Linked DNA regions of Homo sapiens: region 2 is linked to region 1. A link is an interaction called in ENCODE POLR2A ChIA-PET data of the cell type or tissue named here. Cell type or tissue: PC-9. All regions are shown on one strand. Links, peaks and the distances in the headings refer to the core of each region. The heading gives the core; the rest is flanking DNA. Region 1 has its middle 14 kb from the start of PIK3C2A. Region 2 overlaps PLEKHA7 (pleckstrin homology domain containing A7).

Evidence for each region. Peaks named below come from ENCODE experiments on the same cell type or tissue, not always from the same donor. Only the 100,000 strongest peaks of a DNase experiment are listed, where the experiment ranks them.
Region 2: POLR2A ChIA-PET joins it to region 1 with 5 read pairs; 3 of 35 experiments call an interaction of 5 or more read pairs at or near these places.

What each region holds. Positions count from the first base shown.
Region 1 is chr11:17,213,836-17,230,531 of GRCh38, reverse strand. It overlaps the pseudogene RPS2P40. Among named protein-coding and RNA genes, the nearest start is that of PIK3C2A, 14 kb to the right of the region's middle. In PC-9, for the core only: no CTCF peak of the experiment used is centred there; no DNase peak of the experiment used is centred there.
Region 2 is chr11:16,909,956-16,926,651 of GRCh38, reverse strand. All of the region lies in intron 3 of PLEKHA7 (pleckstrin homology domain containing A7), which reads left to right. SNORD147 (small nucleolar RNA, C/D box 147) reads left to right here and starts at 630; the gene lies at 630-714. RefSeq lists an enhancer at 1,375-1,986. In PC-9, for the core only: no CTCF peak of the experiment used is centred there; DNase peaks (open chromatin) are centred at 7,891 and 8,481; H3K4me3 peaks cover 800 bases; H3K27ac peaks cover 4,285 bases.

The sequences.
Region 1 (16,696 bases), core at 5,327-13,326:
AGGACTCAAAAAAGTGAAAGTTTTCTATTGTGACCTGTCTCAACTTCAGATTTATGCCCTAAAGTCTCAGAGAGGAAAGAGCTGCTCAGGGATTTCAAAGGAAGGCGGAAATACAATACTTCGGAAATTAGACGGCATTTTCTTTGAAAAAGGAATCTCTTTGCCTGAACCTCCCATTTTTGTTTGTTAGTTTTCTTTCTTTTGTTTTGTTTTGGATTTTTTGTTTTGCCTTTAATCAACATGGACCTGGCTCCCTCTGCTGGAGCTAAAGTAAAATGCTGCTTTAAAAATCAATTTGGGGCCAGATGCCTTGGCTTAGGCTTGTAGTCCCAGCAATTTGGGAGGCCTAGGGGGGCGGATCACTTGAGCCCTGGAGTTCCAGACCAACGTGGGCAACATGGCAAAACCCTGTCTTTACAAAATATGAAAATTCACCAGATGTGGTGGTGTGCGTCTGTAGTCTCGGCTACTCGGGAGGCTAAGGCAGGAGGATTTCCTGAACCGGGGAGGCAGAGGTTGCAGTGAGCAGAGATGGCATCACTGCACTCCAGCCTGGGAGACAGGAGTGAAACCCTGCCTCAAAGAAAAAAAAAATTAGCTGTACACATGAGTCCTAGCTACTTGGGAGGCTGTGGTAGGAGGATTGCTTGAGCCCAGGAGTTTGAGACCAGCCTGGGCAAGATGAAGAGACCCCCATCTCTACAAAAAAAGTTTTTAAAAAATAGCTGTGTGTGGTGGCAACTGCCTATGGTCCCAGCTACTCAGGAAGCTGAGGCAAGAAGATCCCTTGAGCCCAGGAGTTAAGGCTGCAGTGAGCTATGATCTGGTCACTGCACTCCAGCCTGGGCAAGAGAGTGAGACACCGTCTTGCTCTGGTGATTCATTACCATTGAATCTCTTGAATTATATCAATAATCACTTGGGTACTGAATGTCTCCTGTGTGTATAGCAATACTCAGGGCCCCGGAGGAGGCCAAGAACTGCCATGTTTCCCCCCTCAGGATCTGTGGGTTTTTTGTTTTGTGTTGTTTTTGAGACAGAGTCTTGCTCTGTCACCCAGGCTGGAGTGCAGCGGCACGATCTTGGCTCACTGCAACCTCCACCTCCCAGGTTCAAGCGATCTTCCCGCCTCAGCCTCCCAAGTAGCTGGGATTACAAGCATGCACCACCACGCCTGGCTAATTTTTGTATTTTTTTAGTAGAGACTGGGTTTCACCATGTTGGCCAGGCCGGTCTCAAACTCCTGACCTCAGGTGATCCACCTGCCTCGGCCTCCCAAAGTGCTGGGATTACAGGTGTGAGCCACCATGCCCAGCCATGGATCTGGGTGTAATTTTTTTTTTCACGCTTAATTCACTTTATTTTTCTTGTATAAAAACCCTATGTTGTAGCCACAGCTAGAGCCTGGGTCCACTGCACGGAGACTCTGGTGTGGGTCTTGACGAGGTGGTCAGTGAATTCCTGATAGGTAGACTTGGTAAATACAGTCTCCTTCCAGAGGTCAGGGGTCAGGTAGCTGTAGGTCTTAGAAATTGCATCAAAGGTGGCCTTGGTGAAGTTGCCCAGGGTGGCAGTGCAGCCCCGGTCTGAGGTGTAGCAGTCATCGATACCAGCCATCATGAGCAGCTCCTTGGGCACAGGTGCGGAGACGATGCCAGTGCCCCTGGGTGCAGGGATGAGGCGCACCAGCACAGAGCCGCAGCGGCCTGTCACCTTGCAAGGGACGGTGTGGGGCTTGCTGATCTTGTTCCCCCAGTAGCCTCTGCGCACGGGGACAATAGAGAGCTTGGCCAGGATGATGGCCCCACGGATGGCGGTGGCCACCACTTTGGAGCACTTAACACCCAGACCGACGTGGCCATTGTAGTCCCCGACAGCAACAAACGCCTTGAACCTGGTGCGCTGGCCGGCACGGGTCTGCTTCTGCACTGGCATAATCTTCAAAATCTCATCCTTGAGAGAAGCCGCCAGGAAAAAGTCAATGATCTCTGATTCCTTAATGGGCAGGGAGAAGAGATAGATCTCCTCCAGGGACTTGATCTTCACGTCTTTGACAAAGCGGCCCAGCTTGGTGACGGGCATCCACTCCTTATCCTCGGCCTTGCCTCCGCGAGCTCTGCGGCCCTGGCCCAGGCCCAGTCCACGGCCGCTACCCTGGCCCCGGATGCCACTGCCGAAACCTCCGCGGAAGCCACCGCGGTTCCCCATCCCAGGGCCACCAGGGCCTCCGGGCCCCCCAACTGCACCGGCGTCACGCCATTTGGTGTTTTCTCAGAGAAGAGGCGGATCTGGGGTTTTTAAGGGAACATGGATGCTGTATACAGTGATTAGCATGGTGTCTAACATATAGTAAGTCCTCTGTAAATGTTCACTTACTCTACTGAGTGCGGCTTCTGTTCAGGGCTAGAATCTCTGATCCAGGCCTGACGGAACTTTTTTTTCAGATGGATTCCTCCTGGCCTCTGCTAAATTGTCAATACCATGAGAACAGGAACAAAGTCTTATTCATGCTCCATCCCTAGTTCTTAGGATACCTGGCACATGAAACACACTCAAAACATTTTGTTGAGTTAATGATGTCTCAAGGAAACTCACTCTACCCTTTGCTTGCTCCCATTGTTTAAAAAAGGGAGGTGACTGGCCGGGTGCAGTGGCTCACGCCCGTAATCCCAGAACTCTGGGAGGCCGGGGCGGGCAGATCACCTGAGGTCAGGAGTTCGAGACCAGCCTGACCAACATGGAGAAACCCCGTCTGTACTAAAAACATAAAAAATTAACCAGGTGTGGTGGCCAGCGCCTGTAGTCCCAGCTACTTGGGAGGCTGAGCCAGGAGAATGGCGTGAACCCAGGAGGCGGAGCTTGCAGTGAGCTGAGATTGTGTCACTGCACTCCAGCCTGGGTGACAGAGCAAGACTCCATCTGAAAAAAAAAAAAAAAAAAGGGAGGGGATGCCAGGTATAGTGGCTCATGCCTGTAATTCTAGCACTTTGGGAGACTGAGCTGTGATCGTGCCGCTATACTCCAGCCTGGGTGACAGAGTGAGACCCTATCTCAACAACAACAACAACAAAAAGAAAAAAAAAAGGAGGTGAAATATATCTTCCTATGACGTGTTTTGCCTAATCTAAGTGGTTCTCAAAAAATGTAAGTTCCCTTTCTACCTCCCCTTCTTGTCCTTCTATCATTGCCCTTTTCTTCTACCCTTTTCTTCTTCTTCATTTTTTTTTAAGACAGAGTCTTGCTCTGTCGCCCAGGCTGGAGTGCAGTGGTGCGATCTAGGCTTACTGCAACCTCTGCTTCCCGGGTGCCAGTGATTCTCCTGCCTCAGCCTCCTGAGTAGCTGGGACTCCAGGCATGCACCACCACGCTCAGCTAATTTTTGTATTTTTAGTAGAGATGAGGTTTCGCCATGTTGCCCAGGCTGGTCTTGAACTCCTGGCCTGAAGTGATCAGCCCACTTTGGCCTCCCAAAGTGCTGGAATTACAGGCATGAGCCACCGCAGCTGGCCTCTTCTACCCTCCTCTATTCAATTACTGGAGGCCTGCAAATTAAACTGACAAAAGACAAATTAATAAGAGTTCACGCATGCAATGCACATATGTGTGGGAACGCTCAGTGATGAGTAACTCAAAAAGGTGGCTAGAATTTGTGGCTTATGGCTGGGCACAGTGGCACATGCCTGTAATCCCAGAACTTTGGGAGGCCGAAATGAGTGGATCACTTGAGGTCAGGAGTTCGAGAGCAGTCTGGCCAACGTGGTGAAACCCCTCTACTAAAAATACAAAAATTTGTCAGGCGTGGTGGTGCACGCCTATAGTCCCAGCTACTCGGGAGGCTGAGGTGGGAGAATTGCTTCAACCCAGGAGGTGGAAGTTGAAGTGAGCCGAGATCACACCACTGCATTCCAGCCTGGGTGACAGAGCAAGACTCCGTCTCAAAAAGAAAAAAAAAAAAGAATTTGTGGCTATATCTAACAGTAGGGGAAGGAGGAGGAAGAAAAGAGTCCCATGGGAAGGACAAATAGGTTTTTAAAGGAAATACAAGTGGGGTTTTTTTTGAGACAGAGTCTTGCTCTGTCGCCCAGGCTGGAGTACAGTGGTGCGATCTCAACTCACTGCAAGCTCCGCCTCCCGGGTTTAAGCGATTCTCCTGCCTCAGCCTCCTGAGTAGCTGGGATTACAGGCACATGCCACCATGCCTGGCTAATTTTTGTATTTTTAGTAGATACTGGGTTTCACCATGTTGGTCAGGCTGGTCTCGAACTCCTGAACTTGTGATCCGCCCGCCCCGGGTTCCCAAAGTGCTGGGATTACAGGTGTGAGCCACCACACCCAGCCACAAGTGAGTTTTTAAGAGAACAAATGAGAGCCAAAGTTTGTGATAATATTTGGCCACATAACTATGAGTGGTCTTTCTGCCTTCTTCAAGGCCGTAAAACTTCCCTGGAGGGAGAATTCATGATACCTCATTTCTCAGAAGTTGCTGCTTTTAGTCACATAAGGGAAGCTCCGAGAAGGATTCTTTATGATTCTATTGAATCTCAAATGTGTTCTGCTTACAATAATCTTTATACTAACTCTGGAGTTCTGAGTTAGCATAAAGGTTCGCGCACCCTCATGAATATGAGACTATTTAAATCCCCTGCTGATATCCAGATTCCACTGCCTGTACCTTCAGTGTTCCTCTAATAATCTATTAGCCAAATAATTTAAAACTTACAAAGTAATTGGGGAAATCCATCCTGAAACACGAAACAAAGAGGTATTGAGGGCTTTAAACGTGCCGAGTGACTAGGTTCGGACAAGATAGGAGTAAATTCAGGAGTTTTGAAAAGGGAATATTCCTGAGAGTACAGAAGAGTTAGAAGAGGTTTTCTGCAGTTCATAGGCTCAACAATTTATTCATGCATCTGAAGACCTGGATTGCTGGGAACAGTGGCTCATGCCTTAATCCCAGCTACTCAAGAGGCTAAGGCAAGAGGATGGTTGAGGCCGGAGATAAAGACCAGCCTGAGGCTGGGCATGGTGGGTCACACCTGTAATCCCAGCACTTTGGGAGGCTGAGGCAGGTGGATCACGAGGTCAGGAGTTTGAGACGAGCCTGGCCAACATGGTGAAACTCCTTCTCTACTAAAAATATAAAAATTAGCTGGGCATGGTGGCAGGTGCCTGTAGTCCAGCTACTCATGAGGCTGAAGCAGGAGAATCACTTGAACCTGGGAGGTGGAGCGTGCAGTGAGCTGAGGTCATGCCACTGCACTCCAGCCTGGGCAACAGAGCAAGACTCCGTCTTGGGAAAAAAAAAAAAAAAAAAGACCAGCCTGAGCCGCACAGTGAGACCCTGTCTCTTAACAACAACAAAAAAGCAAACAACATGGTACTTACCCTCACGGAGTTCACCCTCTAGTTGAGTAGACATATAACCACCAAGGGAATTAATAAGAAAATGATGACAGAATATAGCGAAGAAAGTAAGCAAGGTGCTGTTTATATATGAGGTAGGGCGAGCAGGGGACAAGAGTCAGCTTTAGAGAGGATGAGGGTCAGGAAGTCTCTCTGTGTAGTTGGCAAGGAACTGATAAGAAGTCTGTCAGGAAAGAACATTCCATTCTGACAGAGCAGCTAGGGCTGAGGCCCTTGGAGGAAGATTTGGCAATGAGGAGAGGAAGGAACAGGGAATAGCTTAAGAAAAAGCAAGGGTGGGAGCAGTCTGCAGCATGGGTTGGAGGAGAGAAGCAGTGGAGTATAAAGAAAGAAACAAGGCTGGGTGCAGTGGCTCATGCCTGTAATCCCAGCACTTTGGGAGGCCGAGGCGGGCAAATCACCTGAGGTCGGGAGTTCGGGACCAGCCTAACCAACATGGAGAAACCCCATCTCTAATAAAAATACAAAATTAGCCAGGCATGGTGGCGCGTGCCTGTAATCCCAGCTACTCGGGAGGTTGAGGCAGGAGAATCACTTGAACCCGGGAGGTGGAGGTTGCAGTGAGCCGAGATTACACCATTGCACTCCAGCCTGGGCAACAAGAGCAAAACTCCGTCTCCCAAAAAAAAAAAAAAGCCAGGCACGGTGGCTCACACCTGTAATCCCTGTAATCCCAACACTTTGGGAGGCTGAGGTGGGTGGATCATGAGGTCAGGAATTGGAGAGCAGCCTGACCAACATGGCAAAACCCCGTCTCTACCAAAAATACAAAAATTAGCCAGGCATGGTAGTGCACACCTGTAATCTCAGCTACTCAGGAGGCTGAGGCAGGAGAATTGCTTGAACCTGGGAGGCAGAGGTTGCAGTGAGCCGAGATTGTGCCACTGCACTCCAGCCTGGGCAACAGAGTGAGACTCCATTTCAAAAAAAAAAAAAAAAATTAGCTGAAAAAAAATTAGCTGGGTGTGGTGGCACACACCTGTAGTCCCAGCTACTTGGGAGACTGAGGCAGGAGAATCGCTTGAACCTGGGAGGTGGAGGTTGCAGTGAGCCGAGATTGTGCCACTGCACTCGAGCCTGGCAACAGAGCAAGGCTCTGTCTCAAAAAGAAAAAAAAAAAAAGAAAAGAAACATGAATTCCAATGCAAAACTTTTAATGAAAAATATGCAATAATAGTGTTTAAGGGAACATGTATTTCAACATCTTTTGTTATTCGAAATATTTGAGCATTACTTTAAGCATATACATGTAAGTACATGCTCAAACATATAATTCCTATGTTTCTAAAGTCTTTGAAGCAATTTATAGAAATGTAACATGAAATAATGGGTTAAGTAATTGGTGTGGAGGAAAGAAGTAAAGGCAAGCAGGAGAAGGAAAATAAGCTAAAACCAACTGTTATGATGACACACAAAAGTGCATATTATATAGTTCTAGACAATAGCTAGACCTGGGCCGTAAATTTGATTCTGAGCTTCCAGGGACAAAGCCATAGGGAAATCTGAACAATGATGAAATTTACTTTCCCTTTGATAAAAATAAAAGAGCTCATTTTTTTTTTTTTTTTTGAGACAGAGTCTTGCTCTGTCGCCCAGGCTGGAGTGCAGTGGCACGATCTCGGCTCACTGCAAGCTCTGCCTCCCGTGTTCACGCCATTCTCCTGCCTCAGCCTCCCGAGTAGCTGGGACTACAGGTGCCCGCCACCACGCCCGGCTAATTTTTTGTATTTTTAGTAGAGACGGGGTTTTACCGTGTTAGCCAGGATGGTCTCGATCTCCTGACCTCATGCTCTGTCCGCCTTGGCCTCCCAAAGTGCTGGGATTATAGGCGTGAGCCACTGTGCCCAGCCAAAATGAAGTAGCTCTTAAGAGAAACATAGCTTCCTGGTAATAAGATCCGAGAGAAATTTTCCCTAATTATGAGTCACTCTATAACATAGTGGTCAAAGTCCTCAACAACATCCTTACAATAACTACAACAGCAAGATTCCTAGGGCCATCTCTTACAACCAGCTTTGGTGTGTAAAACCAAAATGCAATTCAGCACAAGCAATTCTACAAGAGACAGGGGCAATCCAGCTACATAGCTTATTCTAATAGTCATAAATAAGGGATAACATTTAGATTGTTTAGAGAAGTGGATAGATTACTTATCCTTCAAGTAATCCCCAATGAGTATTATTTTTTTTCACTTGAGCTTTTGATAAATAAAGTGCAGAGAAAGTTTGAAGTTATTTTTCTGGTAAGAAACTAGAATGGAAATGATTTTGCTGCTGAGTAATAGTTGATTTAGCACTCAATGGGGCTGAAGGTAGGACTGACATTCTTTCAGAGCAATGAGGCATCTAACAGTGCGATAGCCCAAAAAGAAGGCCATCCCACTGCCATTTGGAAATAGGCCTAAGAAGGTACATGTGCAAAGACAAGACTTTCTTCAGAAATAGATCTGGACTCACTTAAACACATGGACAAGTGATGTCTCAGGCCCCAAAGTTCTTCCACATAAATGTAGTCAAGATCATTCTAGCTCCCAGAAGTCAAGAGAATATCTTAATAAATTAGCTAAGAAATTTACTTACCAGATAAGTGCATTATTTGTATGCTATATAAATTTTTTGACAGTAAATCAAAATACTGGAGAACAGTTACCAAAAACAGTATTTGAATATAAAAAGAGTTGTTCTCAAGCCATGCTTTCTGACAATAATTATACAGAAGGACTGGGTGGTAATAATATCATATCTACAACATAAAAATAAAGGACTTCTTCTTAACAAAAGACCATGAACTAAGCTCATTTAAAAGTTGTTTCAGTTTGTTAAGGAGCACCTTTTGAAAAAAAAAAGGGAAGCTCTCTGCTTGAACCAATAAAGTTGTCTGATCTGCTGGCATGACAAATACTGGCTAGCTGGTTACCAAACCATTTTTTTCCCCTGTTGGACCACAGTTCAGCTACATTTCCCAGCTTCCCTTTTAGTTAGTCATGGGCAAGTAGTTCTGACCAGTGGAATTTGATGCATTTCACCTTCAAATGAAGGTGCAAGAAACCTCAGAGTGATGCTGATATAGTGAAGACAGCAGACTTTCATCATTCTGAGTTTCTCAACACCCAACCTCATATTGGGCTTATGCGGAGAGAAATACACTCCGATTGTGTTAAGCCATTGAGGTTTCAAAGCTTATTTTTACAGCAGCTAGCATAAAGTCAATATAGCATTTAACTAATACAGTCAAGAATTATACTTCTAGGACAGGTGCAGTGGCTCATGCCTGTAATCCCAGTACTTAGGGAGGCTGAGGTAGGTGGATCACCTGAGGTCAGGAGTTCGAGACCAGCCTGGCCAACATGGCAAAACCTTGCCTCTACTAAAAAATAAAAAAATTGGCCGGGCGTGCTGGTGGGCACCTGTAATCCCAGCTACTGGGGAGGCTGAGGCAGGGAGAATTGCTTGAACCCGGGAGGCAGAGGTTGCAGTGAGTTGAGATTGCACCACTGTACTCCAGCTTAGGTGACAGACTGAGACTCTGTCTCAAAAAACAAAACAAAAGAATATACTTCTTACATTTCAACTGCTCTGTACAAAAAAAGTATTTTAAAAAAGAAAAAAAGAATATACTTCTACTCTGTTTTAGAATAAATGTCTTTTTTTTTTCCCCTGGCTGCTGGGTGACATGTAGGCCCAAATAAGTGTCATTTTTAAAAAAATAATTTACTTCTACCTCTCTGCACTTCGGTTTCCTTGCTTGTAAAATGAAGATATTAACAGCACTTACTTCGTAAGTTTGCTCTAGGAATTAAATATGTTAATGCATGTAAAGTACTGTACTTCTAACAGTGCCTGACAAATAGTAACCATTCCATTCACGTTAACTATCATTGTTATTATTACAAATCTTCCTAGTGGTATTAAGATTTAGCTTCCACGTAAGAATATCCTAATTTTTTTCTAACTCATTCAGACTGCAATTACAAATGATGTCACATTTATGTTTCTATCTGCATAGTGCTGATCCATGCCTCCATCACTGTAGAGCTTCAGTACATTTTTCAGCACCTTGGGTTGTCTCAGACATGCTCTGAAATTGTTCTTCTTCTCCGACCTCCATATTGTTGTCAGCCCACCATGTTTGAAGCTGTGGGGGCAGAACTGGGGGCAGAATGAGGAGCGCTTGCTACCATGAGTGTGCTGATCCTGCCCAGGGATCCTGCCTCTCATTTGTCCCAAAGCTGCAGACACTCAGAATGCCAAAATAGACTTCTGTCCACTTGTAACTGTTTTTTTTTTTTCCAAATTTGCTTTAACTTCGTAATTTTGTGTAATAATTTACTTCATTTGGGGAAATGTTAGAAACACATCTAAAAGATTATCTCAGATATCACAGAAACAAATTTTACTTCATTTATTTTCTCATTGTCCTTTTTTTTTTTTTTTTTTGAGACAGAGTTTCTCTCTTGTTGGCCAGGCTGGAGTGCGGGGGCGCGATCTCAGCTCACTGCAACCTCTGCCTTCTTTTTGGGCTATCACACTGCATTCTCCTGCCTCAGACTCCTAAGTAGCTGGATTACAGGCATGTGCCACCAAGCCAGGCTAATTTTGTATTTTTAGTAGAGGCAGGGTTTTACCATGTTAGTCAGGCTGGTCTCAAACTCCTGACCTCAGGTGATCCACCCGCCTTGGCCTCCCAAAGTGCTGGGATTACAGGCGTGAGCCACCACGCCTGGTCACTCATTGTCCTTTTTCAATCATCAGGCTTATGGGAAGGGGTGACCAGTTCACACCACTGAATCCCTCTTCCCAGTAATTCCTGGTCAATTCCCTGCATCTACTTCTTGTCCATACACCGGGTCACTACCGTATATCCAGAAACTGCTCCCAGGCTCGGTGGCAGGGAATAATAACCTGGGGGTATATAGATCTGTCTCCACCAAAACTCCCTTCCCCAAAGAAATCCATGGATGGAATTCAAGAGGCCTATGAACTTGAATGGGAAGGAAAAAATATCATGTCTTTATTTTCACTAATCTCAAATAGAAACTTAGCAATTCCTTCCCTTACTAATGTAGGCCACAAGTCATAGCAGTACTAGCTGTATCTGTGACTTTGTCACTAACAGATATCCCAGATATTTTTCTTTTTTTTAAATGGAGTCTCGCTCTGTGGCCCAGGCTGGAGTGCAGTGGTATGATCTCAGCTCACTGCAACCTCCCCGTCCTGGGTTCAAGCGATTCTCCTGCCTCAGCCTCCCAAGTAGCTGGGATTACAGGCATGCACCACCACACCTGGCTAATTTTTTATATTTTTGGTAGAGACAGGGTTTCACCATGTTGGCTAGGCTGGTCTCGAACTCATGACCTCAAGTGATCTGCCTGCCTCGGTCTCCCAAAGTGCTGGGATTACAGGTGTGAGCCACTGTGCCCGACCACATCCCAGATATTTCTATGTCACATTATTGCAGTTAAAACTATCTTGAAATATCATTTGTGTTCATACTGCTATGAAATTATGGTAGTCATTAGACTGCCATTAGATCTTTTTAATATATCAACAAAAAGCATGTATATTATATCCCACATGGTGATTTAATATTTTGAGAACTGTATTTCACTATAATAGGTTTCCAATTCTATTTTAGCTTTGTATGTAAAAACATTATTCTGAGTAGGGGGTCTATAGACTCCCTGACTACCAAAACGGTCCATGGCATAAAAAAGGAAAACCTCTGGAATTTGGACTTGATTGGATTTGACACTTAGCTCCAAACCCCCATGTATTTTTCCTTATTTACTCTCCTTTGTAGTCCCAAAGGACTAAAGTGGCGACAAACATTCAGACCCACTGACATGCATTCCCCAAGGCAGCATGGTAAGATGATTAAAAGCTCAGACATTGGAGTCAGCCTGCCCAGCTCTACCACTCATTAACCATGTGACCCAGGCAAGTTACTTAACCTCTCTGTACCTCATATCTGTTAAGTGGGAATTAGAATTGTCTCTCATAAGGTTGTTCTGAAGGTTAAATGAGTTAATTTATTAAATGTTGGTTGGGCACAGTGGCTCATGCCTATAATCCCAGCACTTTGGGAGGCTGAGGTGGGCGGATCACTTGAGCCCAGGAGTTCAGGACCAGCCTGGGCAACATGGCAAAACTCTGTCTCTACAAAAAATACAAATATTAGCTGGGTGTGCTGGTGCATACCTGTAGTCACAGATACTTGGGAGGCTGAGGTGGGAGGATCACTTGAGCCTGGGGAGGTCAAGCCTGCAGTGAGCTGTGATCATGCCACTGCACTTTAGCCTGGGGAACAGAGTGAGACCTTGTCTCAAAATAAAATAAAAATAAAATAAAGTAACATAACATAAAATATAAAATAAAATAAAATATCTAGCACATAGCAAGCTCTCAGCAAATGTTAGCTACTCTTCCAAGTACCTATCACCTGTTTCTTTATGATATTCTGGGGAGGGGAAGAGGAGGAGAGAAAAGAGTAGGTTGGCTATTCCTCTTGTGAGTCACAGCCTACACATCATACTTTAATGATGCACAAAATGGCCATCCTTTTTAAAGGCATATCAAAGAAACAGTTGATAGTTCTTTGAAATTTTTCTAACTTAATTTTAGGTTTTATATAGTAACTCACAACTGAATTTAAAAAATTATTCAGTGCAATACAAATGCTCCTCACCACTGGTTTACAAGGCAGGGCTTCCACTGAAATAATATTAGTCTTTCATAATTCATGCTCAGGCCAGGTGCAGTGGCTCATGCCTCCAATCCCAACACTTTGGGAGGCCAAGCGGGGAGGATTGCTTGAGCCCAGAGGTTCGAGACCAACCTGGGCAATATGGTGAGACCTTGTCTCTAAAAAAATTATTTTAATTAGCCCAGTGTGGTGGAGTGCACCCGTAGTCCCAGCTACTCAAGAGGCTGAGATGGGAGGATTGCTTGAGCCCAGGAAGTTGAGGCTGCAGTGAGATGTGATCATATCACTACACTCCAGCCTAGGTGACAGAGTGAGATTCTGTCTCAAAAAAAAAAAAAAAATCATGTGAATTTCTATACAAGAGGAAAGTCTTGGCTATGTTGTTTTAACTGAAGGGGAAAAGGTATTAAATATAAATGGAAGTAATTTCATTCATTCACTTAACAATTATTAGGCTCTCTGAGCCAAGCACTGCTCTAGATGCAAAGGAATTAATGGTGAACAAGACAAAGTCCCTGCTGTCATTGAGCTTACATTCTAGTGTGGGAAAATAAATACCTAAAATAAATAAATAAGAAAAGTATCAGGAGGTAGTCAGTGCTTCACAGAGCATTAAAATAAAGTCACGCTATATATATAGGGACGAGGTGAGTATTTTAGACTGGGTGGTCAGTGAAATTCTCAGGAGGTAACATTTAACCAGAGATATGAAGGACAAAAAGGAGCCAGTCACACTCAAAGGGACAGCATTTCAGGCAAGGGAATAGCTAGTGCAAAGTCATTAGAGCAGGAGTGAGCTTGCATATTCTTGGCTGTTTAGGAATGAAAGAAGGCTGCTGTTGCTGGAACAGTGGTCAAGGGGCAGAGCGATACAGGAGAGGTAAACTGGATCAGGTTTGTAAGGCTTTGGAAGCAAAGGGAAGGTTTATTCTAAGTGCAATGGAAAGCTACTAGTGAGTTCAACCAGTTGGTGAGGTGATCTGATTTACCTTTTATTATTATTCTTTTTTTTAAGAGACATGGTTTCCCTTTGTTGCCCAGGCTGGAGTGCAGTGGTCCAATCATAGCTCACTGCAGCCTCAAACACATGAGTGCAATGAATCCTCCTTCCTCAGCCTTCTGTGTAGCTGGGAATATGGGAGCGCATCACCATGCCCAGCTATTTAAAAAAATTTTTTTTTAGAGATGAGAGTCACTATGTTGCCCAGGCTAGTCTCAAACTTGGGCTCAGGTAATCCTCCCATCTCAGCCTTCTTGGCAGCTGTGATTTACAGCTGATTTATCATTTCATTTTATTTATTACATTAGAGACAGAGTCTCCTTCTTGTCGCCCAGCTGGAGTGCAGTGGTGCGATCATCGCTCACTGCCGGTTCGAACTCCTGGGCTCAAGTGATCCTTCTGCCTCACCCTTCTGAGTAGCTGGGACTACAGGCATGCACCACCACACCTGGATAATTATTTTATTTTTTGTAGAGATGGGGTCTTGTTATGTTGCCGAAGCTGGTTTCAAACTCCTGGCCTCAAGTGATCATCCTGCCTCTGCCTCCCAAAGTGTTGGAGTTGCAGGCATGAGCCACCCACTCAGTGATTTACCATTTCAAATCATGCCAAGAATTGCATGGGGTACAAACTTAAGGGGTTAAGACTGGATGCAGGAAGACCAGTTAGATGGTGGCTTAGACTAGGATTACAGGAGTGAGATGGCAAGAAGGGTCAGGTTTGGCTTTAGGATGTATTTTGGAGATAGAGCCAGTAGGAACTATTGACTGGGATATGGGAGAATGAGAGGAATCAAGGATGACTCCTGACCTGGCCTATGTAACTGGGCTGATGGTGCCAATTATTTAGGCGGGTAAATATTGGGGATGATGAGGGGATGGGAAAGTGGGGAACAGATATAGGGTGATAAATTGAGAGTTCTCAATTTGTGCTCATTTTGAGTTGCTTATCAAACATCCAAATGAGGTAGACAGTTACACAAATCTAGAGTTCTACAGAGGACTAGTCAGGGGCTGGAGATATAAATTTCAGAATGATTGACCTAGGAATGGTACTTAAAACCATGGATCTTGAACTCACCTAGTTGAACCATAAAATCAAAGAAAAAAAAAGAGGCTGGGTGCAGTGGCTCATGCCTCTAATCCTAGCACTTTGGGAGGCCAAGGCGGGTGGATCACCTGAGGTCAGGAGATCAAAACCACCCTGGCCAACACGGCGAAACTCTGTCTCTACTAAAAATACAAAAATTAGCCAGGTGTAGCGGCGCACACCTGTAATCCCAGCTGCTCGGGAGGCTGAGGAAGGAGAATCGCTTGAACCCAGGAGGTGGAGGTTGCAGTGAGCCGAGATCACGCCACTGCACTCCAGCCTGCGCGATGGGAGCGAGGCTCCATCTCAAAAAAAAAAAAAAGCTGAAGATGAAGTCTTAGAGCTCTCCTACCTTTAGAGGTCTGATAGAAGGGAAGGAACTGATAAGAGACTAAGTGGTACGCAGGGAGGTAGAAGGAAAACTAGGGGGATCTGATGTCATAAAAGCCTACAGAACAAAGTGCTTCCAGGAAGGAATGGTCACTACAGTGAAACACTGCTGAGTGGTCTGGAAAGATGGGGACAGAGACTTGACCGGACTTGGGCAAAATGTGGGTCATTAGCAACTTGATGAAACATTTCAGTATACAGAGGATATAAAATCCCAAAAGAGTAAGAAGGTAGGGTCAGCAAGTACAGGTAGTTCTTCTGAGTTTCATTATAATAGGAAGCAGGGAAGAAGGCAGAAGCTGGAGAAGGTGTAAGATTAAGGGAGAGAGGGAAGTTATGTGTGTAAGGGTCAAAGGGAGAGAGACTGGGTGGGGAAGCTTCGAGAAGAGAAAACATAGACATCAACTTTTTTTTTAAGATTTATTTTAAGTGATATTTTCACTGTGTACAGAATTTCAAGGTTGGCATTTGTTTACTTTTAGTACACTTCATCCTTGAACAATGAGGGCATTAGGAGAACTGACCCCTACACAGTTGAAAAATCTGTATGTACCTTTTGGCTCCCTTAAAAAAAAAAATTTTTTTTTTTTTTTTTGAGACGTAGTCTCCTCTGTCACCCAGGCTGGAATGCAATGGTGCGATCTCGGCTCACTGCAACCTCCACCTCCCGGGTTCAAGCGATTCTCCTGCCTCAGCCTCCTGAGTAGCTGGGACTACAGGCGTGCACCACCACACCCAGCTAATTTTTGTATTTTTAGTAGAGACGGGGTTTCACCATGTTGGTCAGGCTGATCTCGAACTCCTGACCTTGTGATCCGCCTCGGCCCCCCAAAGTGCTGTGATTACAGGCGTGAGCCACTGGCGCCCAGCCAACATCAACTTTAAAAACATAGACATAAACTTCAGTTTTGTTCAGACTAAATATACTTCATACCAAAATTACCAAGCTCCCTTATGCTTCTTTTTTTATTTTACTTTAAGTTCTGGGATACATATGCAGAACGTGCAGGTTTGTTACACAGGTATACATTTGCCATGGTGGTTTGCTGCACCTACTTCTTTCTTTTTTAATTTGAAAGTAATACATGCCCATGGTAACAAAGTCAACCTGTACAACAGGAGTATATAGTAAAAAGGCTCCCTCCTATTGCTGACCCTCAGGCTCCCAGTTCCTCTTTACGTATGTAGCCACTATTACCAGTTTCTTGTGTATATTTGTGTATATTTCCAGAGATATCCTATGCTATTACAACACATTCCATTTTTTAACATAAATACTGGCATGCCATAGATTACTTGGCAACTTGCCCTTTTCCCTTAATAAAATATATTGGAGATTATTCCACAATGGAAAATATTCTTATCAGTACATCTTTTTAACAGCTGCATAGTATTCCATTTTATGATATACCATAACCTATTTACCCATTCCCTATTGATGAGCATTTAGTTGTTTTCACTCTTTTCCCATCACATGATTTTTATGGTGTGGGGACAAGAGTGACTGTATTTTAGATGCTAATCTGCCATGTGACTCCTGACTAACCCCCAGTCCAGGAATACCTCCAAGATGTCTAGTTATTACTCTTTATGTAGAAACACCTATTCACTGTAAGTTTTGTCTTTCCTTCAAAACCACCCCTGATGTCATTGCATAAATCACAGGCTGTGAGGTCCATAACCATCTACACATTTCTCCCAGAGCATGTATGATTCAAAATATAAGCCCTGGATCAGGGGGTTTGTGGTGTGAAGAACTACCTGTCTTGTGGCCACCGAAGACCATACTTTTGTCCGTAAGCTCCCTAATAAAATACTCTATACCAACAAACCAGATTTGTCTTCCTTATTCTTTGGTTTCTTGGTTCCTTTTGTGTCTGCAGGTTGCTTTGCATATATAGCCCTTTCATGGAACATATGGGTGGAATTGTGTACCCTCCCCCCAAACTCATATGATTAATTTCTAACCCTTAATATCTCAGAATGTGACCTCATTTAGAGGCAGGGTCTTTACAAAGTAATTAAGATAAAATGACATCATTAGTGGGGGCCCTAATCCAATATGACTGGTCTCCTTAAAGAAGCAGAAAT
Region 2 (16,696 bases), core at 3,757-11,756, 300 kb after region 1:
TCTCAGCTTTGTCAAGTATCACTTCGTCAGGGATCCTTTCTTGACTGCCAAGACTTAAGGCTCCCTGGTGCATTCTTATAACACCTCTGTAATCCCCTCGCAACAATGGTAATTACCTTGTTCTGTATTTAATATAGGTCTCCCTGACTAGAGTAGAAGCACTGTGAGTGTAGGAAGATTATCTGTTGCTCCTGGCATATACTAACCCTTAAATGTTTGCATGTGTGAATATTTGGACGGGTGCTAATGAATGAATTAGAAGTGTGTGTGGGCTGCTGAGAGGTGCTGTAGTTCTGATTGCCTGCAGGACCAGGAGAGTGATCCCTTATTGCCAAGGGCATTGAGAAAAGAGAGAAAGAAAAGAGACATAGTTGAGGTTGCGAGGGCAGAGACAAGCCAGAGGGTATGGTCTCCTTCGCTGGGTGCCTGATAGCGGCCTCCTGGGCGATGAGGTCGCAGTCACATCCAACCAAGTCTTCATTCCTGGCTTGTCAGAATCCGTTCCCGCAATTTACCAGGGATTGTTAGAAGACTCCTTGAATCATTGTGGGGAAGAGCATTCAAGGTCAGGACTCTTGGAGGGGAGACGACAGCAACCCGGGTCTCCTGCAGCCTGGTCTTCCCAGCCGATGGGCACTTGCGGCAACGGATGACAGGTCTGCTGGTGTCTGGCTAGACGCCAGAACAGCGCAGTTCTGAGGCCGCAGGTCCTGCCCCTCCGCCCTTTTCCCTCCCCCTCCTCAGCCTCTCTACCCCTCCCACTTGCAGCATCCTCTACGAGGAAAGGAATGTGCTGGGCTCGGACGCGCCGTCCTGGCCGAACGGCAGCACCTGGGGCGCGCTCTGGACCGCTGGGGTCCGCTGTCTGGCGCTGCGCCACGTGCTTTGATCGGTGCTGATGTCAAGTGGGTGTGGGCTCCTCGGAAAGGCCCCGGCGAGGAGGAGGAGGGCGCGCGATGCGCCGCGGGCGAGCTGAGGCCCCGGCGCGCTCCGTAGCCCAGCGCCGCTGACCGGTGGCCCGCCCGGGCTCGCGAAGCAGTCGCATGGAGCCGCGGAGCTGTCCTCCCTGGGACGCGTGCCCCGCCACGCTGGGGGTCTGGCAGGAGCGACCAAGGGGGGCCTGCAGGTGTGTGTGCGCGCTGTAACTTTCGGGGGGTCTGCGGGTTGTCGAGCCGACAGGGCGCAGGGTGCACGGGCTCCTTTTGGGGGTGCTTTGTGTCTGGGCGCGGGCGTGACTGGAGCCGGCTAGTCCCCGGCCAGCCATGAGCGAGGGAGCCGTAGCTGGCCGCTGGAGTTTCTGCAAGAGAATTCATTGAGCCGGCGCCCGGCTTTGGGTTACTCCTCGGGAAGGACGCCAAGGGAGCCGTTGTTGTTTTTAAAAATCGGGTCTCCAAGTACAGACTGCGTTCTTGTTAACAGGATTACCTCAGCAGCAGAGAGCGCCGCTTCCCAAAATCGGCTGTGGTTGGGGACCCCACGGCCCCGCAGGCGTGCGGGCTGCGGGGACAGCAACTGGCCAGCAGTGGAGAGGGTGGGGACCGGGAGGTGGGCAAAGGCGACCCCGCCAAGCGTTCCGCCAAGTGTGCAGGGGCGCCTGCCCTTCCTCTACACCCACACTTGCCAGGAGCCGGCTACGGAGGAGGTAAGGGGTCAGCTTCTCGCCTGTGACAGCTCTGGTTTCAGACACACCTTCCCGGAGGAATGCAGAGGCTTTGTTCCAGGCGCCCGTCCCAGCCCCGAGCCCTGAAGCCCGCGGGCATAGGGCTGGGACTCCGGTGCCATTACTCATCTTTTATGGCAACGCCGGCAAGCTCCTAGGTAGGCAAGTTAATTATTAATGTGTCTAAGCTGGAGAGAGGAAATCTGAAAATGAGATTGGTGGGTTGCAGGCCTCCCCCTTTCTTTTTTGGCTTTGGCAAGGCAAGGTTTAAGCCCAAGGTGTTGCAGTCTATTTCCCTAGAAGGATAAGGGCATTCCCCCAAGGCACCAGCACTGCCCCCGAAGGGTTCCCCTTTCGTTGTCGGTGGGACAGCCCCATCTCCTCCCAGAGGGCAGAAAGGGTGCATCCCTCAGTTTTTAATCTACTTTAGAACCCGTCTGTACCCCTCCTCCTTTGCCTTCCTAAATGCATCTCACTCCCATCCCCTTCCTCAAGGCAGCTTCCAGACCAGGTGTAGGAGACCTGAGTCCTCTCAGCAGGTAGAGTCTGAAACATTCTGAAAAATAGAAAAATGTTGCCCTGTCCCAGCCATGGTGCCTGAAAACCTCCTTGCGTGCTCCGCCAGTGCCCTCGGGTGTATTTTCAGGCCTGGGGGCTGTGGGCAGAGGAAGAGGTGTCTGTCAGGTGTCACCTGACTTGTCTCTCCCAGGCCCCTCAGTAGGAGGGGAGCAGAAAGGTCCAGGTGGGAAATAGAGAAGGTGGAGTGAGGCTCCTCCCTCAGGCAGTTTCAGTTTCCCTCCTGTCCTTATCAGAGAGAGGGTGGGTCTAAGACTGATAGTTGTACAAGGTGTCCTGTTTGTGTGCTGGGGTATTTCTGGGTGGGGCCCTAATGAGTGGGAGTGGAAGGGCCCAGCCTTAAATGGAGGGCTGTGGACCAGGCTGGGCTCTGGGGAGGTGGGAGGGACGGGGGTTGGTTAGAGACAGACCTGAGGAGATTTTTTACCCCAGCCAGGGCCTTAGAATAGTTGTGAAACTCAGCCTTCCTGGTAGCATTGTGCCTTAGAGACCTGGGAAGCTATGTGCTGGCTTAGGATAGAGTTTTCAGTCCTGTTAACGGAAGGGTGGAAGGACTGGACTGTAGAGTAAGTGCGATGAGGAAGATGAGCATGTCTTGGAAGTTGACATTCTGGGGAGTGCAAGAGGCGGCTGAGTTTATGTAAGGCGGGGAGGGGCAAAGGCAAGAAGTGTGGGGAATAGGGTGGGCTTACTGCAGGCAAGGAGCGCAGGAAGGCAGATTTTAGCACTGGGTGTGGGCTGTGTATCAGAGAGGTGCTTCCAGACAGGCTGCTGTGCTCCCTCCCCCTCCTCCCAATTTTCTATCCCCTTTCTCAGTGACTTGGTTTGCTGAGTTCGCCTGCCTCTCTGCTCTGCTCTCCATGGGCTGGGCTGCTCCAGTCCCTACCTCACTCCAGCCTTCCAGGGAGAAAATGAGTGAAGGAAGGCTTGACTTTAAAGAGGCTGTTGACTCTGAAACCCTGGTTTGTTGGGGAATCAGTGCCACCTGCCCTGCCACCTGGGTTTGCGGTGTGTACACTCCATGGCAGCCCTCCCCTAACACACAGGGCTCTTGCTTGTAGAGTGCCACCTTCTCCAACCCTGCCCTGAGCTGCTGGTACTCTGTGAGTTGAGGATTTGAAGATGGCCTTGATTAGGAACAAGGTTTTTCTATTATGAAAAGTCTGCTCAAGCCAGCCGTCTAACGTCTCACCTTTTGGCCTGCTGGCCATGGCTGCATATTTGTGGATAATGGCCCAGCCAAGATGGCCTGGGGCAGCTACTACCCAAAGTGATTCCCGGAAAGAGTAGGTGGGTAGCGGGGTCCCTAGGGCACTGAGAGTGAGAGGGCATCAGAGGTTATAGGTTAGGGGGAAAGTGAGGCAGGTATCAGACTGTGGAATGGTGGGGTGAGGATGTCATGGTCACTATGGATTGTGAGGTCAGAGGACTGAGTAGGGCTAGCTTGGAAATTCCCCATGTGTCTTGCTCCTAATGTCTGCACTGGATGGAGCAGGCTATGGTGAGTCCAACATCAGTGGAGGCCTCTGTCCTGGGGCCTGACTCCCCTTGCTCTCAGGGGAAAGGGGCAGCCTGTCTCTCCTCTGCACCAGCTCCTTAGCTTGTCTTCTCTCTTCCCTCTTAAAAGAGGTACTTGGTTGATGGTGGTTACTGAGTTCCTCAGTAGCAGCTGTGGCAGGGAGCCTTTACCTGGGATGGGTGGCAGGAGAAGCTCCCTAGGCTAAGAGAAGGGTGCTCTGATGGTTTGTTCTGACTCAGGCAAGATCGGGAGGAGAAATAGACTAAAGACCCTGGCAGCACTTGCAGTCTTGGTTTGCAAAAGCACAAAGTTCCAACCTAGGGTTTGTACTATATCTGGTGAAGGGAAAAGAAGCCAGTGTTCCAGGCCTATACCCTGTGAGTACCCAGGAATGAGGGGAGAGAGAATGAGGGGTTAATTGAAGCAGTGTGGCAATTTCTTTGGAGGCTTGGGCTCAAATTCAGTCTCTGCTACTTACTAGCTTTGTGTCCTTCAGCTTCTCTGAGTCTCAGTTTCTTTGCCTATTTGTTAAGTAGGGACAAGGCCACTCCCCCATCCTCAGGACAATTGTGAGAATTGTATGAGATGATTGTAAAGGATTTAATGCAGTACTTACCAATTGATAGCTATTATTTTTCATTAATTAAGGCAGCTAGAGAGTCCTTGGATCATTAGCTGAGAGGTTTTTTTGTTTTGTTTTTTAAATGTAGAAAATAAGAATGTATTTTGTGCTGCTACCAGAGGCCATACCTGGGCTCCTAGGTTCAGATGAGACAACTGTCCTAGAAGGGTTTCATCTGACTTCCATATCAAACCTGTTTCCAGCCTCCAGATATTCAAAGAGGCCTTGGAGAACCCTGAATCTCTGACGCAGGCATACAGCATAGCTGAACTGGAAAGGTCACCTGCTCAAACTCCTGCTGAAGCAGCCTTCTCTGGTCCAGCCAGGATTAGGGAATATTAGTCCTAAGAGCAACTGGATACCTGTCACATTTTAGCTGCGTGACTCTAGACGAGTCCTTTTATCTCTTTGAGCCAGTGTCCTTTGAGAATAATAAAACCTGCCTCACACAGTTGTTCTTATGCTCAAACAGGACAACGTATGCTCAACTGTAATGCAGCATTGCATATTATTGATAGCTAACTAGATACCAGACAGTGATCTCAGTATGTTCATATATTATCTCATTGAATTCTCACAGCAAGTTATGATGCAACTTAATTATTGTCCACATTTCATTAATGAAGAAGTTGAGCTGTTAGGGATTGTAATTGTTATTGTTGGATAGCTGACTCCTTACTGGAAGTCATGCATCTGAAGACCTATCTCCCAAAGTAGGAATAAACTAAAGTTCCTACAAATATGTTTGCATGCTGCCTTTCTTCCACTGACCTATTCTAATATCCCAGGCTAAGTCTGAACATAAATTTGTAAAATAAGTTTGCTATTTTTGTGCCCCTCTCTGCCCCCTCATCCATAGGGTCTGTGGGGCTGATGGACACAGTGCCTTCTTGTCTGTGACTTTTAAGCATCACTTGCATGGGATTGTAACCCTTTTTGCACTCACCCTAGCTAGTAGTTCCTTTTAAGAAAGAGGTTGCTAGTTTGATTTGAGTTTAGGCAGGGGAAATGTTTGGTCTAGAGATGACTGTTAGGCTCAGAGTTTTCAAGGTCCCATCTTTCTTTCTGACGCATCTGGTAAGCTGTTTTGCTCTGTTCCAGATGATCTGCCAGTGAACAGAGGTCTGAAGTTCTCAATGTGTTAGAAAAAAAATGTAAAAGGAACAACAACAACAAAAAAACGCCCTGCGAAAATAAGGGCTCCCAGCTGGTGGTGTTTCAGACACAGGCATTGCTCATTAACGGAGTTATGATTACAGCCCCGAATTCATTCTCATTACTTTTGTAGCATGTTTATAAGATTACAAAAAGGCTGTCACTTTGTGGGTTATTTTCTCTTTTTATTACATGAACAACATTTATGCAGGTGTGACACCAATAAAGCAATACAGGTCTGGTTTGGAATAAAAAGTGAGATACCACGGGTGAGGCTCTAGGTGTGCTTAAGAGATTCTAGGGCTCTGGTTAGCAAAGAAAGAGTTTCCACGGCATGGAGCTGTGCACTCTGCTCCTGTAGCAGCCTGCTGGTGTCGTCAGAGTGGGCATAGTTCCTGTCACTTTACTGGAACTTGGAGTGACACGTCTGAAGTCAGGTAGTCAGATATGTAATGGCAGAGACTGGACTCCAGGTCCCTGACTTTTCGGACTCAGAGGCAAGTGGTCTTATTTGTCCTGACAATAATTTAAATAATTTTTCCTATTATGTACACTTTGTGGGAAATTTAGAATATTATACTACAAAGAAGATGGAGGAAATTAAGGACCAAGCACCAAAGACAACCACTGTCCATATTTTGATGGATTTTGAAAAACCTTTTCTCTTTGTTTTGTTTGTTTAGAAATGGGGACATTTGTTTTTGTCAGGGGAGATTTGCTATTTGCTTGTTATTTATACATCTCTGGGCATATCTAATTTCCTCCCTTGGAACAGGCATTCTTTCTGTAAGCTTTGATTCTCTACAAATTCAGGTGAAGCTCTTTATTTTATGTAAAGCACTGTGCTAGGCACTGTAGGGGAAAGAGATGAGCAAGCCATTCCTCTCTTCGGAATTTACAATTAAGTGGGAGAGGCAGATGTGTACTCAACCAATTAGTACAGGTAGAGTAGTAATAACAAACATTTCTGATAGCCAGCCCTTTCCATGTGCTTTATACAAGTTACTCACATTTAATCCCCCATCAACCTTGTGAAGGAGGCATTGCCCATTTTATAATTGTAGAAACTCAGAGGTTAGTTTGCCTAAGGTGATAAAACTAGCAGCCACCCAAGCTGTGATCCAAATCCAGGTTGTCCCATTACAAAAGTAAGTGTCCTCTGTTATGAAAAACGGCTGGTATCACAAATCCCAGAGAAGGGAAGCTCAAAGTCAAAGTCCTTTGTGAAGAAGGAAGAGATGGTACATATCTCTTTGTCATTCCCTCTCTCATCCTTTCTCTCTCTCTGATTCTAATTATATTGAGTAATATTTGTTGTCTTTTTTTTCCCTGCTTAGAATCTTTTGTTTATTTGGGTCATTTGATAATAAATCTGAGTATTGGAACTGGAGGGGAATGGAAAGGTTATCTAGACTATCCTTTTTACTTTCTTTTTTTCTCAAATTTTTAATTTTAAGAGATGAGGTCTTGCTCTGTTACCCAGACTGGAGTGCAGTGGTGTGATCATAGCTCACTGCAGCATCCAACTCCTGGGCTCCTGACTCAGCCCCCCAAGAAGATAGGACTACAGGTGTGAGCTACCATGCTTGGCTAAGTGTTTTTCTTTTTTTAGAGGTGAGATCTCACTATGTTGCCCAGGCTGGTCTAGAACTCCTGGCCTCAAGTGATCCTCCTGCCTGTCTCCTGAGAAGCTGGGATTACAGGCACCAGCCACTGCATCTGGTTCTTTTTATTTTCTTACTGGAGAAAACTGAGTCTCAGAGAAGAGAAGTGACCTGGGCATACAGAATAGTTTTTAGTTAAGTGAGGACCAGAACCCAAGTTTTCTTTTCACCAGAGTTTCCCAAAGTGTGCAATGATATGGGGTAATACAGGGGTGAATCTTTCTTTTCTTTTCTTTCTTTTGAGACAGAGTTTCACTCTTGTCACCCAGGCTGGAGTGCAATGGCGTGATCTCAGCTCACTGCAACCTCCGCCTCCCAGGTACAAGCGATTCTCCTGCCTCAGCCTCCCAGGTAGCTGGAATTACAGGCATCTGCCACCAAGCCCAGCTAATTTTTTTGTATTTTTTAGTAGAGATGGGGTTTCATCATCTTGGCAAGGCTGGTCTCAAACTCCTGACCTCAGGTGATCCACCCACCTTGGCCTCCCAAAGTGCTGGCATTATAGGCATGAGCCACCGTGCTGGGCCTAGGGGTGAATATTTCTTAATAGTTTTTTTTTTATGTGAGTATGTAATGTTTTTCATGTGTGTTTGAAGAAAAATATAACTAGAACATCAAAGTCATCATTTGGCAGCTGTTATGCTTAGGATATAGCTAGAGTCCTTGTGGTCTATTTAAAGGAAAAAAGTGGAAGTACAGGTTGGACAAGATGTGGCAGAAATTACAGAGGCGGTGTGAGCAATGTGTGGTTAATGTTAGGGAAACAGTGCATTTACACCAGTTTACACTTCCTCCTAATGGATTCACCTGCCTGGCCAGCTTTATTATTTCAGGGGCAAGTAGAAGGGAGCCAACCCTTAGTGAAAACCTACTACTTGCTGGGCATTTTACCAGCTGGTCAGTATCAACGGGCTCATTGTACTGATGTGTATATATTGAGAAAGCTCAGAGAAGTTGATTAACAAGCTCAAGGTTACAGAGGATAGGTTGGAGAGTGAAGGTTCAGATCCCAGCTTGGGCTGCTTCAGTTGCCCCTTATAGCCACCTGCTGCCTTCCACAAGGTGAGTGAGCCTAGGACCTTTCTCCTCCTAGGTCTGACTCCTGTTGGGATTTGAAGGTACCAGGCTCAAGTGGAAATGAACGTGGTTGGGTTGCTAGGTTGTTGCTGTAGCCTGCTAATTTAAGGCTTGATTTTGATAGAATTTTAAAGAATGTGCAGTATTTATCAAATCTGACTCATGCTATTCAGTGACAGAACCCTTATCCTGCTTCTGTCCGTGTTGTGATGACGCCATGTGAATTGTGAGCCCCAGGAAGATGTAGATTGTGAATGACTCTTGAGATTGAGTCATCTATCCATACTTTCAGAGTTCAGAGAATCAACTAGTAGGCATTTACCTAGAGTGGAGCTGTGGAGGTGAGATGTGGGCTGCTTCCACGTTAGCTGAAGAAACCTGGAGCTGTAGGTTATAGAGAGAAGAATGACTTTCAGGGCCCCTTGTGGGACATTTTGTCTAGAACAATGGGATCCAAGCTTTGGGTCCCTCCTAAACCAACCAAGAAGGTTCAACTTCTTAGTGCTTTAGGACTACATGGAGCATGGCCTCTTGCACAAGGCAAACAGTCACTGTGCATCTGCCATGTGGTAAGTGCTATGATAGTGGAGTGGGCCAGATGATGGGCTCCTCCAAAAGATGTCCATGTGCTAATACCCAGAACCTGTGAATATGTTACCTTATATGGGAAAAGGGACTTTCGGATATGATGAAGGGAAGGACTTTGGGATGGGAAGATCATTCTGGATTATCTGGGTGGGCCCATGTAATCAGAAGGGTCCTTATAAGATCAGAGTAAGGGAAGGAAATATGAGGAGGGTAGTAGAGGTTGGAGCATTGTGCCCTTGAGCCAAGGAATGTGGGCAGCCTCTAGAAGCTGGAAGAGGCAAGGAATGGATTCTGCCCTAGGGCCTCCTGAGGAGCACGGCTCTGCTGACTCTTTGATTTCAGTCCAATAAGACTGATTTTGGATATCTGACCTCCGAAACCTTAGGATGATAAATTTGTGTTGTTATAAGTACCTAAATTTATGATAATTTGTTATAGCAGCAATAGGAAGCTAATATAGATAGACACAGAAGATGAACAGTGAATACAGCATATCTCTGCCTTCAAGCAGCTCTCATTCTAGTGGGGAAGACAGGCAAGTCAACGGCCAATTTTTTATTTTTTATTTTTTTGAGACAGGGTCTTGCTGTGTCACCCAGGCTGGAGGGCAGTGGCGTGAATTTGGCTCACTGCAAATTCCACCTCCTGGATTCAAGTGATTCTCCTGACTCAGCCTCCCAAGTAGCTGGGGTTACAGGTACCTGCCACCAAGCCCGGCTAATTTTTGTATTTTTTGTAGAGACAGGGTTTCACTGTGTTGGCCAGGTTTGTTTTGAACTCCTGACCTCAATTGATCCACCCGCCTCGGCCTCCCAAAGGGTTGGGATTACAGGTGTGAGCCACCGTGCCCGGCCTCAAAAGCCACTTTTGATAATAGTGGTAGTGTCCGAATAGGGCTATTAATCCAGGATTCTGTGGGACCTAATCCAGCCTGACCTCAGGGGTGCCACTGAGGATAAGTTGGAGGAAGGTGGGCAGGGAAGAGCCTTTATGGTGGGAAAAAAAGAGCATCAATGTCATCTCAGTCAGATCAGAAAACTAGGTGGAGCTTACTGGCAGTCCTTGCAAGGGAGAAAGCTGGTTCCATCTAAATTGGTGCAGTCTCTGTGGCTGTTTTCAGACTTAAGCCTTTTGGGCCTTGCATAATTGGGGAGATAGGTTGAAAAGTCCTGTTTCCTCTTCAGGGTTGTGTGATAATAGAGTTGATTGTTCCAGGCACTGCCGTGGCTTTTTTACACATTGTCCGATCTAATCTTCAAAACAATTGCCTGAGGTAGGGACTGTTTTCCTCATCCTATGATTGAGGGAAATGAGACTTAAGTTAATCAGGCCCAACAGCACACAGCTTGTAAGTAGTGGGGCTGAGATTCGAATCCAGGTCTTTAGGTGTCAGAGCCCATGTTCTGAGCATGGTTTTCTGCGGTAGAAAGTCCACTTGGCGCTTCTGCACAGCCAAAGAAACTACCATCAGAGTGAACAGGCAACCTACAAAATGGGAGAAAATTTTCGCAACCTACTCATCTGACAAAGGGCTAATATCCAGAATCTACAATGAACTCAAATTTACAAGAAAAAACAAACAACCCCATTAACAAGTGGGCGAAGGACATGAACAGACACTTCTCAAAAGAAGACCTTTATGCAGCCAAAAAACACATGAAACAATGCTCACCATCACTGGCCATCAGAGAAATGCAAATCAAAACCACAATGAGATACCATCTCACACCAGTTAGAATGGCAATCATTAAAAAGTCAGGAAACAACAGGTGCTGGAGAGGATGTGGAGAAATAGGAACACTTTTACACTGTTGGTGGGACTGTAAACTAGTTCAACCATTGTGGAAGTCAGTGTGGCGATTCCTCAGGGATCTAGAACTAGAAATACCATTTGACCCAGCCATCCCATTAATGGGTATATACCCAAAGGACTATAAATCATGCTGCTATAAAGACACATGCACACGTATGTTTATTGCGGCATTATTCACAATAGCAAAGACTTGGAACCAACCCAAATGTCCAACAATGATAGACTGGATTAAGAAAATGTGGCACATATATACCATGGAATATTATGCAGCCATAAAAAATGATGAGTTCATGTCCTTTGTAGGGACATGGATGAAATTGGAAATCATCATTCTCAGTAAACTATCGCAAGAACAAAAAACCAAACACTGCATATTCTCACTCATAGGTGGGAATTGAACAATGAGAGCACATGGACACAGGAAGGGGAACATCACACTCTGGGGACTGTTGTGGGGTGGGGGGAGGGGGGAGGGATAGCATTGGGAGATATGCCTAATGCTAGATGACGAGTTAGTGGGTGCAGCGCACCAGCATGGCACATGTATACATATGTAACAAACCTGCACATCGTGCACATGTACCCTAAAACTTAAAGTATAATAATAATAAATTAAAAATAAAAAAGTCCACTTGGCCAGATATGAGAGGACCTGAGTTCTAGTCCTAGGTCTGCTTCTTATTAGACTTAGAGCAGGTCAACCTACTTACCAATCTGTTTTCCTGTCTGTAAAAGGAGATAAGAGGCCAGCCTGCCTCAGAGATGTTGTGAGTTCAGGGCAATGTTGCCTGAAGGCAACGTGTCTCAGACACCTCTGGAGAGGGCCTTGATAGTGAACCCCATCCCCTTAAGGGTCATTGAGGTGGGTTGGGGAATTCGGCCACAGGGGATCATTGAGGTGTCCACATGGGGCTATTATATTTGCATCTGTGGGTAGTGGTGGAGATAGAAAGTGGGCAAGAAACAGCAGAGTGGCCTGTCTCAGGGCACTGGGAGTGGGGTATAAGTCTAGGAGAGAGAGGTGTGGCCTGCATCATGTTTTCTCCAAAGACATGAATGCTGGAGGCTGCTGAGGAGAAAAACCTTTCTTGTCTTGGGGTCAAGTGACAAGCATTTAGTCCCAGCCCTGCCACTTAACCATCTGTGTGATTTGAGGCAAGTTGGCTGGAGTTCCGTAACCTCCATTTTCTCATATGTAAAACAGGGCTAATGATTCCCATGTTGCAGAGCATGTGAAAGCATCCTGTCCCTTTCCTGGTATGCAGTGGACATTGATAAATAGTGGTGAACTCTAGATCACTTTAGTATTTCCCGGGGTTAATCCAATAAGTCCCAATTCTTTGCAGGATTCCACATTTCTCCCTTGCCTTTCAGACTCACTTAGGCACATTGTAGTTGGATGTGAAGGAAGGTCTGGCCATAGAATGAGACCCCCATGAATTATTGAGGGGGAAGACCCTGTGCTTCCTGGAAGGAGATGCTGATCAGTGTTTTTCTGGTGGCTGCAGTGGGTACGCAGGGCCATTTTGGAAGCGAGAATGTTTGTCTTGCCAAGTACGAGATTGAGTGTCACCGGTTTGCTTTCTGGGAATAATGGCTGTGCCGATGAAATAGATTTATGGCGCTGAGGTACGTCACAGATGAGACTGATTTTTTTTTCCCACTTTAAATGTCGATGTTTTCTAATTATTCAAATAATGTGCTTATTTTAGAATATTGGGAAAGTATCAAGAAAGAAAAAAATGTCTACTTCTAAGTCCAGGGGTGATTACTGCTAACGTTTTGGTAAATTTCCCTTTCTTCTTTTTTCAAATGCACATAAGCTTTTTTTTTAAATATGCTTTATGCACTTACGATATCATGTGTATTTCCCAGATCATTACATATTCCTTAAGAACATTTTTATTTGGTACATAACAGTCTGTGGTGCACACATGCCATAATATTCTTAATCATTCCCTGTTCCATAGTTAGGCATTTAGATTGCTTCTACTTTTCTCCTAAAATACATAAAAATATTTCACTTTTTAAAGAACGATTTTCTTAAATTCCTGGAACTGGGATTCCTAGATCAAAGAATAAGCACATTTAAAAGTGTATTTTGGTGGACTCTTCTATTTACCTTATATTAAAAAGCAAAAAAGTTATGGTGTGGTGAGGCGGCTGCAGGCCAGCTTGGGTGAGGTCCCTGCTTCTGACCATTGTGCACAGAAGGCTGCCTCCTTGCTGCTCACTTGCTTCCTGGCGGACAGTACAATCAGCCTCTTGTGGTTTGCCAGTGAAATTTAAGTACTGGGTCAGCCTTTCCAGTGCTTCTCTCTCTGTCAGGAAGTTCATCTGTGAATCTAACCTAAATCTCATCTGCTGCATTTTAAATCCTCACCTGCTGTCGCTTCCCCTCAGTGGAGTGGAACAGAGCAAAGCTGCGCACTGTCTGCAGGCAGCCTTGTTCACCTCTCTCCCGTGACCACTGCGACGCCAGCTGCCAGCCTTATGTTACCCTGGAGGAAATTTGAGGGTCTCTGGCTACTGCTGTCGAGACTGGGAGGGCAGTCCTTGCATCGAGTTGCTGCTGATAACACCAGGTAGGGTTTCTGAATCCTAGAGTGCCCATGCTGTGCGGGCCAGCATCTCCCGCGCCCTCTGCAGAACTTGTGGGGGCAATTAGCATTCAGAGTGGCACTCTCCTCTGGATGCTGTGGGTCTATCAGATTCATTCTTTGGGGGAAAAAAAAATGTGGCTGGAGCAGGGACTAATTGCATTTCAGCCCCAATTGCATTGGCCAAGCGGTAAATGTACAGTGAAGGAAGATGGCCAGGCAAGGAGGGGCGTTTGAGAACATTCTGGTAATAGGAAATCCGGCTGTCATTGTGGGAGGGAAAGGTCCCACCCTGGGCCTCCCACCCTTGGCATAAAGCAGCTGTGCCCTCTACCAGAACAGCCTTGGCCACCTTTCTTAGCGTGGGTCCATTGTTGAGAGCTGACAGCTTTATTATGGAGCAGTAGGATGTTAATTTGGAAGAGAAATGAATATAGCTGCAACTTCATGGGCAGCAAGAGGCCCCTTGTGTCCCCTCACTTAGGCATTTTAGAGCTGGCTGGCAATTGGCCAGCAGGGTGGAGCGAGTCACACAGGAAAGAGTCTGGGAATTGAGTCCTTGCAGCACCTGTGAGAATATCTGAGCATGGCTAGAAGCCCAGAGGAGATGGAGCCTGAAGCCTCCCGGGGACCCAGTCTGGGCTGACTGACCTCCAGCTCCCTGCCCTCCCCTCTATCACAGCACCTGGAGATCCTGCCTTAATGTTAACTGCTTGATGCTCCCAGCTTGTCCTTGGAAGTTCTACACACGTAAGATGAGATGCCTTGTTTTACACTTTGCTATTCCCTCCTTCCGTGTCTCGTACAGTGTAGGTCTTGATTGAAATGAAGTCAGCATTTAAGAGGCAAAACCCAGTGGTTTTGGGCACTCAGTAAAGAAGCTAGTTCTCTGCTCTTCAGCTCCCATTTAAAATATCCATGTCAGAGTATTATTCATCCTTTTGAAGAGGGGAAGCTTTTTCTGTCTCCCTTTATAGTTATACCAAATTCTCTTTGGTGCTGAATGTCACTGTACTTTTAGCTTAGTGGGTTGAAGTTGGAGGCCAAAGTCCCCACTGCAAGGCCTTAGCCCAGTGAGTGCCACCCCTGGCTGCACATTAGAATGCCTTGGGGAGCTTTTAAAAAATATGTCTGGGACCTAGTGCCAGAGATTCTGATTTATTTGGTCTGGACTGGGGCTCTGGCATCATTTTAGAAACATTCCACTGAATAAGGAGTAAGGTGTGTCTGCCATACCCTATCAGCAGTTTCCCTTTATGGGAAGATACATAGTAGAAGCCTGTGACATCTGCAGCAGTAGGTTACTCCACATCCTTTTTGGAAGCAGAAAGGGTAAAGTGCCAAATGAGAGCATTGCATCAGGGCTTTCATGTGAGGGATTGGCTTGATGGGAAGCCTCCAGAGATGTATCTTGTGCCCATTTCTGTTACCAGGGTGTGCTCTGGCTGTGTCGCTCTGCTTGGTAATTAAGCAGGTGCCGTGGACGGGATGAGGATGCTTTGGTTTAGGTTAAAGATAAAAAGGAAGAAGCAGGATATGAGTGTGTCTCTATTTGATTCATCAGCACAGAGACTGGATTAACTTTTTTCTCAAGCTTTTGGAGCAGGTGGGAGAGCGTGGGGAAAGAGCTCTGAGTGAATTGAGGATGGCTTTTCAGTTTGGGTCTAGAAGACAGGTCAAAGAGGTGGGTGCCTGCAGTGAGTGTTCAACCCTGCATGGCTCTCTGTTATCCCCGAGACCTCACTTCTGCCAGTTTCCTCTTGAATGTTGTAGAGACCTCTTTACAGAGGAGTCAATAAGGGACAAGACTACTGCCATGAGTGAATAAGCACCTTGGCTGTGTGTGTTTGGATTTGGCCGTGGGTTCCTTTTTGTGACTGAGAAAGATTGCACTCCTTTTTGGCTAATGCACACGACTTGATGTCCTGAGTCTTACCCCTTCTCCGATGCCCTCTGGGGTGTTTGTGGTTGGAGCTTTGTTCCAAGAGTAGCCTCCCAGGTTGAAGGGCTGTTTTTGTGGTTGCAGCTGCCCCTTAGCTTCTGTCTCATGGCTGGCCTGCTCCCTGGCCCTGTCAGCCTTAGAGAAGTTGAAGCTCCCTTGAGAGAACCCCTGTAGTTTTCCCACAGGTGAGGAGGCCTGCGGGTTAACACCTGGGGTGCTGATGATGCCATTCCCCAAACTGGCAAATCCTGCTTAGAAAAAAGATACACACATTTTGATTTCCTCGTGCTGTTTCAAACTGCAATTTGCTAATCACCTATAACAGATTCCTCTTGGGTGCTTGTTAAAAATGCACAATCCCTGGGAATAAAACCGAGGAATTTGCATTTTAGCCAGGATGCCAAGTCATCAGATATAGGAATGTTTCAGAATCACTCAGTTAAAAAATGTCACATCACTCTTGCTTTACAGTCGGGAAATGTGACAGAGTGGTTAAGTGACTTGCCCAGGATCACACAGTAGATTACAGCTGGAGCCAAGCCTGGAAGAACTCAAAGCCAAGTCCAGAATGTTATCTCCACTTCATATTTGTATGGAGCTTTGTTCTTTGCAAAGTGTAGTCCATCTTTCTGCTCCTCTAGTTTGCTTAGATGGAGAATGCCCTTGTTGATTTTGGGCCAGATTATTCTTTGTTGTGGGGGGCTGTCCTGTATATTGCAGGCTGTTCAGCAGCATCCCTGGATTTTACCCCCTGGATGCCAGTAGTGCTTCCCAGTTGTGACAACCAAAAATCTCTCCAGGCATTATCAAATGTCCCCTGGGGGGCAAAATTGTCCCAGTTGCAACCCAGTTGTCCCAGTTGCTTTAGTGGGGGAAGCCGTGTTCCAGGGATGTTCCCTAGTGGTATCCCATGACATTTATTTTTATGTTTGGGGACTTGTAAAATTTGCAGAGCTGGCTTCTTCCCAGCTTCGCTAATAAGCTGGATTACAAACATAAATGAAGTCACACTGAATATAAGCTCTCTCCTCATCTTTGCTTTGGCTTACAGAGGGAAGGCATAAATAAGCTTGGAAAGATCACTGACTTTGGACTCCAATCTGCAATTTGCCTGCCACCCTGGGCTTTCTAGGTGTGTGATCTTGGGCAAGTCGCTTAATTTTCTGGAACTCCTTTCCTTATCTGATTATGATAGAAAGAAATGTTTGTTGTGAATGAGAATTAAGTGACACCTTGGATGTGGAAGTGTTTATAAAACATTACTCATATATTAATTGGTGCTGATAAAATTCAGGTCTAATTACTAGCACTTGAGATTTTCTCAAATTTAAAAGTGCAGAACTCAGCACAGCAATTCTAGACTTGTATTTGGCCAAGTATATTATCCTTGTCATCTTCCCATAAAGTTAATCTTCCCCTCTCCCACTTTAAATTTGATCTACCTCTTCTTGGTGGCCATTGCCGTATCTCTTTAGGGTCA